Regions from separate parts of the Homo sapiens genome. Here region 2 is linked to region 1. A link is a contact called in ENCODE Hi-C or POLR2A ChIA-PET data. All regions are on one chromosome and are shown on one strand. Each heading gives the region's core, a stretch centred on a gene start or an enhancer-like site at or near the end of the contact. The rest is flanking DNA. Distances are from core to core; before and after follow the strand shown.

Evidence for each region. A loop is a pair of places that touch in the nucleus more often than their neighbours do. ChIA-PET counts read pairs that join two places held with the same protein, here RNA polymerase II (POLR2A). Pooled maps may share reads with other maps.
Region 2: a loop to region 1 is called in a pooled map, with 2.2 times the contacts of the local background. The contact joins two enhancer-like sites. A Hi-C loop is called at or near these places in 2 of 50 pooled maps. POLR2A ChIA-PET finds 5 or more read pairs at or near these places in 3 of 52 experiments (HepG2, MCF 10A and Panc1).

Annotation. Positions count from the first base shown.
Region 1 is chr2:3,458,353-3,461,840 of GRCh38, reverse strand. It overlaps TRAPPC12 (trafficking protein particle complex subunit 12), which reads right to left. Exons shown (of 12, transcript NM_016030.6): 8 at 1,505-1,578. Among named protein-coding and RNA genes, the nearest start is that of TRAPPC12-AS1, 23 kb to the left of the region's middle. RefSeq lists enhancers at 286-1,153, 1,506-2,019. Within about 2 kb of position 2,065, at least 8 of the 41 ENCODE cell types and tissues checked have a DNase peak (open chromatin) inside an H3K27ac peak, as active enhancers do.
Region 2 is chr2:3,624,891-3,628,504 of GRCh38, reverse strand. The region is part of intron 3 of COLEC11 (collectin subfamily member 11); the gene reads right to left. Among named protein-coding and RNA genes, the nearest start is that of ALLC, 32 kb to the left of the region's middle. RefSeq lists enhancers at 267-978, 3,612-3,614. Within about 2 kb of position 1,949, at least 4 of the 41 ENCODE cell types and tissues checked have a DNase peak (open chromatin) inside an H3K27ac peak, as active enhancers do.

The sequences.
Region 1 (3,488 bases), core at 816-3,315:
GAAGAGGCCACCAGGGCAGGGGAGCAGGAGGGCCTACTTTTCACTCCCACTCAGAGGTGGGCAAGCCCTGCTGCAGAAGCCAGAGGGGGCTGGAGAAGGGAAGGGGGCGGGTGGGAGGAGGGTGAGGACCAGAACAAAGCACCTGTGCGGGCCACCTGACCTCAGTGGGACTATCTCAGGAGTGGCAGCGGAAGAAAAACCTGCTCTGAGCAAAACCACAGAACTTGAAAACCGTAATTTCCTTTATCCAGTGTGTTGAAGGAGAGGAGAGAGCTGTGTGAATGTCAGAGCTGGGAGGGATTTCAGAGATCTCAGATCTATGCCCTTATTTTAAGGAGGAGGCTGAGGCTTGCAGTAGTGCGAGGCTGCGTCACGGTCGCTTGCTACCGAGGATGAACAGGACGCCGAGTCTCCTTGTGCGTCCAGCCTGACGTAGACGCAGAAGCGCAAAGGCAGCGGCCCCGCACTGGGCACTGGGGCTGCGCTAAAGCCGGGGTGCGGGCTGCACGTCTTCCTGATGGAATGCCTGAGCCACTGATGGCTGTGAATCTATACCCGCACCCAGCCTGCTCGGAGCAGTGCCCGGGGTCACAGTCACCTCTGGGGATGCTGCAGGGTCCGTGCATAAAGCAGGGCTGCCACTTCAGGGTTCATGACAGAGCCCGTGAGCACAGTTCTCCGCTGGTAAATTGCCTGCTCTGCCTTGCTGAAAATCAAGCTCAGGAATGACCTTGGCCCCATGAAAGCCGCATGGGTGTGGGAGTTAAGGTCGCTGTCTTCGAACAGCCCAGGAGGTGTTACGAGCACTGCTCCGGAGCGCCTGCTGCTAGCTGATTCCTGCAGTAGCTCTCAGTACGCACAGCTGGCTGCAGGGACACTAGCTCCACACAGGGCACCCTGATGCCCAGTGTGGGAGGTGAGCCAGGTGTGGGGTGCGTTCCAAACAAAGAGAGGAGCCAAAAAACACCGTTGCACAGGCTGGCGAGAGCCAGGAGACACGGAAAAACAGATGACAGCCTCAGTTCAGCTCCTTGATTTCTAAGCTGTTTCCCTGCGGGCTGAGAGCTCTGGGGTGACGTCCTAAGAAGGTCTTGTGGGGAAGCCTGTCTTCAGGTGTTGTAAGCATCAATCATAAAATCAAAACCATGAGGTGAAAAAAACACCCTCCACGAAGATAGGGAGAACAAAGGACACCTTCTGGGGATGGAGTTCAGAGAAAAATGGGGGAAAATGAACAATACTTTTAATTAAATCATTTAGACCCACATTTCAATAATGAAATCTGATCATCTAAATTCTACATTCTGTTGAAATTTCTTGCAGTAGAAATAAAGTACATATAGCCCCATAATGTGTCACTGGGCTCCCTGTTAAGCCAGTACTTAGCTGGCTTCTCTGCACGGCCGGTCCCTGCCAGCATCTATTATACCAGCGGCTCCCTCGCGGCTCCCACTGACCCCGCTCTTCCAGATCACATGGCAGCCCTGCTTGGCCACCCACGTACCTTCATCAGGAGCAGACAGTTTGCCATGGAGTACATCACCCGGCCCAGACGTGACCTCCACAGCCGGATAGAGGCTACAAGGTAAGAGCAGCCTGTAAGTGCACAAATAAATTCGAGGCTCTTTCTAGCCCTCAATTACTGGGTCCTGTGAATTCTAATTTAACTTTAAAAGATCCCTCTTGTTAACACCACTGGATTTCGGCCTGGAATGCTGAATATGCTGCAGGCTGCACTGAGGCAGAAAATACAGCACTCGCATTGGGACCAGAGGTGGCTTTGGGAAGAGACCCTCGGCATCAGAGAACCAGGAGGGTGGCTGCTCAGCATCAGCCCAGACACAAGGCCAAATGGTCCGACCGGGGGCCCCGTTTCCAAAGCCAGAACCCTGAGAAAAGGAGCAAAGCTGACAGAAACGACGACATTGCCTGCAGCTCGACAAGGCTGGGAGGGCCACTGGCCAGGGTGGCCGCCAGCCTCTCGCAGTTGACCTATGGGAGGCCACCCGGAGGGCCCCACCCATGCCCAGCCATGAGGCCTCCCCTGCCTCCCGACCATGGGCTGGTGCAGACGCCGGTTCCCCCAAGGAGTGCTACACCGTGTTCCAGAACTCAAGTGGCTGGCACATTCCGCTGGGGACTCGGCACTCCCCTGCAGCTGGCTTCCTTCCCTAGCACCTGCTGCCACACGGTGGCTGACCGCGACCCTGAGCCTGGCCCGTCCCTCCCTGCTCTCCCCTGCACATTATTTAGTTAGCAGCCATCCCTCCACTGATTTCAAACCTTCAGGGCCCATCTCTTCTAGTAGTTTCCAAACTGGCTTTGTGGCCTTCTTGGGGTCTGCAAAGGTCCCCTGGGAGCTGCCCTGGGGGGAGGGTGGGCTGACCAATGGTGCCTGTTTATCATTGGGATGACCAGGAGGAAGGCGCAGGTTGAGGACTGAGCTAATCTGAAATGAACATATTATTGACAGGCAGGCTGAGGTCCACAGAGGCCAGGGACGCTTCCATCTGACCCCTTGTCCAGCGCTCCTTGCGCCTGTGCTGTGTCTACTTCCTCGAAGAAAAGTCCACACTTCCAACTGCAAAGTGCCAAGATGCCACCCTGGGCAGCACCAGGCCCTGGGAGTGCTCCTGGCCTCCCTCATCGCTGGGCACTGGGAGCCGTGTGTCCCTGGCTGCCTCTGAGGCTGTGATTTAGGAGGCTGAAGCTGACCCACCGCTGGCACCAAGCGTCCACTGTGAGATAACAATCACCTAGAAATGATGTGCATTTACGGTGTGCTTCAGGAGAACACACAGAAACTTAATTGCTAGAATTAAAAACTTAACTCACTTTGCCTTTCAGCAATGAAAAACACATTAGCTGCTTATGTTCCCCTTATACCATTATTTTTGTGAAAAGAAATTCTGAATATCTTCTCTTAATGGATGTAAAATATGGATTGTCTCAATGAATTGCATATTTATTCTGATGATCTTTGCAGATTCCTTTCCTGCTCTAAATCCTCCCCTACCCTCCTTATAAATGCTCATGGGTGTGACCTTCTGTTAGATTTCCAGGAACAGCCTTCTGCTCTCTGATAACTACATGCTCATTCCCACCAAAGCAGGAGCCCAACCAGGGGTAAAATGACTGGTTGCCAAGAATGCTGAATGGGACATCCATGAGCAGACAGTGCCGTCTCTCCTTCAGACCTTGTTACTCTACCTGCAATTAAATTACTGAAAAGAGAGTGCACAAGTGCACACACATGCACACACCACACCCACACCACATGCCACAGCATGCACACCCAACATCCACACACCACACACATACACACCTCACACACGTTCAGCTCACACCAGCCAGCAGTTCCCCAGAAACCCCAGCACACCTGCGGAAACGGAGACCACCCGATCTTGACTTGGGCTGCACATCGAGTAGGACAGAAGCTGTGGGAAGGAGGAGATGACCAGGCCACCAGGCCTGTGGGGAGATGCTGC
Region 2 (3,614 bases), core at 700-3,199, 170 kb before region 1:
GGAAGCAGAGGCATCTGGACCCCCACCAATGGGGACAGCCCAGGCTGGCAGCAGCAGCACCTGGGTGCTGTTAAGACCAGTGCAGGGTCTCAGGCCGCCCTCCTGGGCCAGCAGCTGCATTTAAATGAGAGCCCCTGGAGAAACCTGAAGCAGAGCCCCACCTCCATAGATAGGCAGAGAACACAGCCCCCGCCCAGCATGGCCGGAAGCCTCGTCCCACAGACCAGCTCTCTAGAACCCTGCGGGGCAGCCGCTTCACCTGGGGAAGGGAGGATGACACAGATGGGGGGCCCTTGGCCATAGACTGGGATCACCCACAGATTGCAGAGGTATTTGAAGATATGAAACCTCAGGATATTTTTCCAACAGTGGATGGAGGGCCTTCCAAACGTCAGGTCTCATGCTAGGACCTGAAGACGCAAGGATGAGAGCGGATCTGCAGACCCCAGGCCCACTCATGGCAGCAACGCCCTGTGAAGGCTGTGATTTTGATGTCAGAAGTTGAAAACAATGGTTTGGAGTGGCCACAGGCTGGGCAACAGCAGGGCTGGCATGGGAGCAGGGCTGTCACACCCAGGTCCCGCTCTTCCCAGGGATGCTCCTCCCCTTCAGGAGCCCCTTCAAGAAGCACTGGGACAGGTGCTGAGACCCACTTTGTCATCACGCCCAGTGTTATGCCCAGCATCATCGTGTGCAGCATTGTGCCCAGCATCGTCGTGCCCAGATTCACGCTGTTGTCATGCCCAGCATCGTCATACCTAGATCTACCATCATCATGCCCAGCATCGTCATACCTAGATCCACCGTCATCGTGCCCAGCGTCACTGTGCTCAGCGTCATCGTGCCCAGAGTCATTATGCCCAGATCCACCCCATCATCGTGTCCCATCTTCATGCCCAGCATCGTTGTGCCCAGAGCCATCATGCCCAGATGCAGACCGTCATCATGCCCAGTGTCATGCCCAGCATCATCATGCCCCGATCTACCGTTATTATGCCCAGATCCACCCCATCGTCGTGCTCATCGTGCCCTCCATCATCATGCCCAGTGTCATTGTGCCCAGATCCACCCCATCATGCTCATCGTTGTGCCCATCGTCGTGCCCAGCGTTGTGCCCAGCATCACCATGCCATCATCTTGCCCAGCATCATCATGCCCAGATCCACCCCATCGTCATGCCCCCCGTCATCATGCCCCCCATCATCGTGCCCAGTGTCGTCATGCACAGCATCGTGACCAGCGTCATCATGCCCAGGCGAAGTTGAGTTGCAGCCCCCAGTTTGCCCAGGACTGCAGTGGTTCCCAGGACCCTAGAAACCAGGAAGTCTTGGCCCCCAAGTTCCCGCAGAGGTCACTGTTTTTCTCCAGGTGAGTCTCCACAGCATAATGCCATGGAAGCCACAGATGTTCGTGACCGGTCATCAGGGAACTGCCACTGTGCCCCCGCTGCAACGAGCTAGAAAGCTATCCACTAGCACCCAGCTAGCAAGCCCACGGGCAGAAGAGCCAGTGGGCCAGGGGAGTTGGCAGGGCTGTGTCCCACTGGAAAGTGAGACTCCAGGGAGGGTGTGGAGGGTGGTGGCGGCTGAGGTCCTGGTTCCCAGCCCATCTGCGCCCCCTGGGGCCCGGGCACCGCCTACCACACAGGCAGAGCGCCCAGGGTGTCCTAGGTCTCAGGGAGGAGATTCATCCCAGGTTGTGTATAAAAAGTCCTAAGTTTATTCCATTCTCTCTTTGACCTAATGTCCTTGTAAACATATTCCATTCTCTCTTTGACCTAATGTCCTTGAGAATAAACATTATCCAGAACAGAGCACTTACAGCTGACGGAAACAGCCACGATTATCAGAAAGAATGTCAGTTGGTTATTGCAGAGGCCGGAAGTCATGCTCATTCCCTAGTGAGTTCCCATGAACAAAAGCACCAGGGCTCAGACTTTCTTCTGTGCAAACGGAGAATAATAACAGCAACCACCAGGCCACCAGGCACCAGGCAACTGCCGCATCCAAGACATTGTGCGTCTATCCTTCCATTTAACCCTTCTGGGAGTCATGGGAGGTAGATCCCCACCCCCCACCCCCCATTTTACAGGTACAGAAAAAGGGGGCTTGGGAAGACGAAGCTGATTCCAGAAGCTGACATAACTGACAGGTGGTGGAGCCACGATACAGACAGGCCCAGCGAGCCCAGGACTGTCTGGTTCCACGTCTGTGGTCTCTGCACTGCTCAGCTGAGGCTGGGACCGCATTGTGCCTAACAATATTCCTCCCTCCCAGCAAACCACGTCCATCTAGAAATGGGGCTTCTGCTCCAGTTCTGTCCAAGCCATGTGGCCATGGGAAGAGTGGTTGCCTATTCTCTGCATCTCAGGGTCCAACTTAAGTGTGAAGGTGGGATTTCCAGATCCATTACCCTGTGATCCCATTTCTACAAAGGACGAGGTGCACTTCCTTTTGGAGATGTCAGAAGCTGTCACGACTGGCTGTGACTGCTGGAAAAAGTAAATACAATGTTATGACTATCCCTGCCTGACAACTCAGATAATAGAGATGTTAAATAACTTTGCAAAGTCTGCCAGGTATGGCGGCTCATGCCTATAATCCCGGCACTTTGGGAGGCCAAGGTAGGCGGATCTCTTGAGGTCAGGAGTTCAAGACCAGTGTGGCCAATGTGGTGAAACCCCGTCTCCACTAAAAATACAAAAATTAGCCGGGCGTGGTGGTGGGCGCCTGTAATCCCAGATACTCAGGAGGCTGAGGCAGGAGAATCACTTGAACCCGGGAGGCAGAGGTTGTAGTGAGCCAAGATTATGCCACTGTACTCCAGCCTTGACAACAGAGCGAGAGTGAGACTCTGTCTCAAAAAAAAAAAAAAAAAAAGTAAAAAAGAAGAAAAGAAACTTTCCAAACTCATGGGTCCAAGCTGAGGCACAGAGTAGACCCCTGAGTGCTAAACGCCCCTCCCCTAAGCTGACTCCCTGGGATGCCAAATGCCACATCCCTTTATGGACTCCTAGCCCTCCCTGTCTCCAGATTTCAGAAACCCTGAATTACGAGTAGCCTCCCGAGTGCCTTCCCTAACCCCCGCCCTGGGCTGGGTCCATGGCCCCCCACCCACCACAAGGCAGCCAAGAACGCTGTCTCAGCAGTCGCTGTCCTGCACATCCTGCCTCAGGCTCACCCTCCATCCGTGCCCACCCCTCAGCAGGGACCTGAGGCCTGCTTGAGCATGGAAGCCTGACCTACACCTGAACATCAGTGGGGACAGGCCTCGGAGCCTGAAAAAGCCTGCTGCCACTTCTAAGTGGGAGAAGGAAGGAAGAAAGGAGGGAGGGAGAAGGGAATTCCTCAGAGGTTTTAATAGAGAATCCTTGCCGCCTTGGATCAGCAAACCATTGTGTTTGTGGATCCTTTGATTAAGATTCTTTAAGAGGTAGAAATGAAAAGAGTCTATCAGACTTTAACCCCATATCTCTGGGGTAGTCAATGTATGTTTAATGACCCTCTGTAAATCTATCAATCTAATACTTAGGAATAACTACTATATCAGGGACTTGGAACCACTTACTCGCAGGATGGCAGAGTGTGATCCACAAATCCCTACCCTTGAGGAAT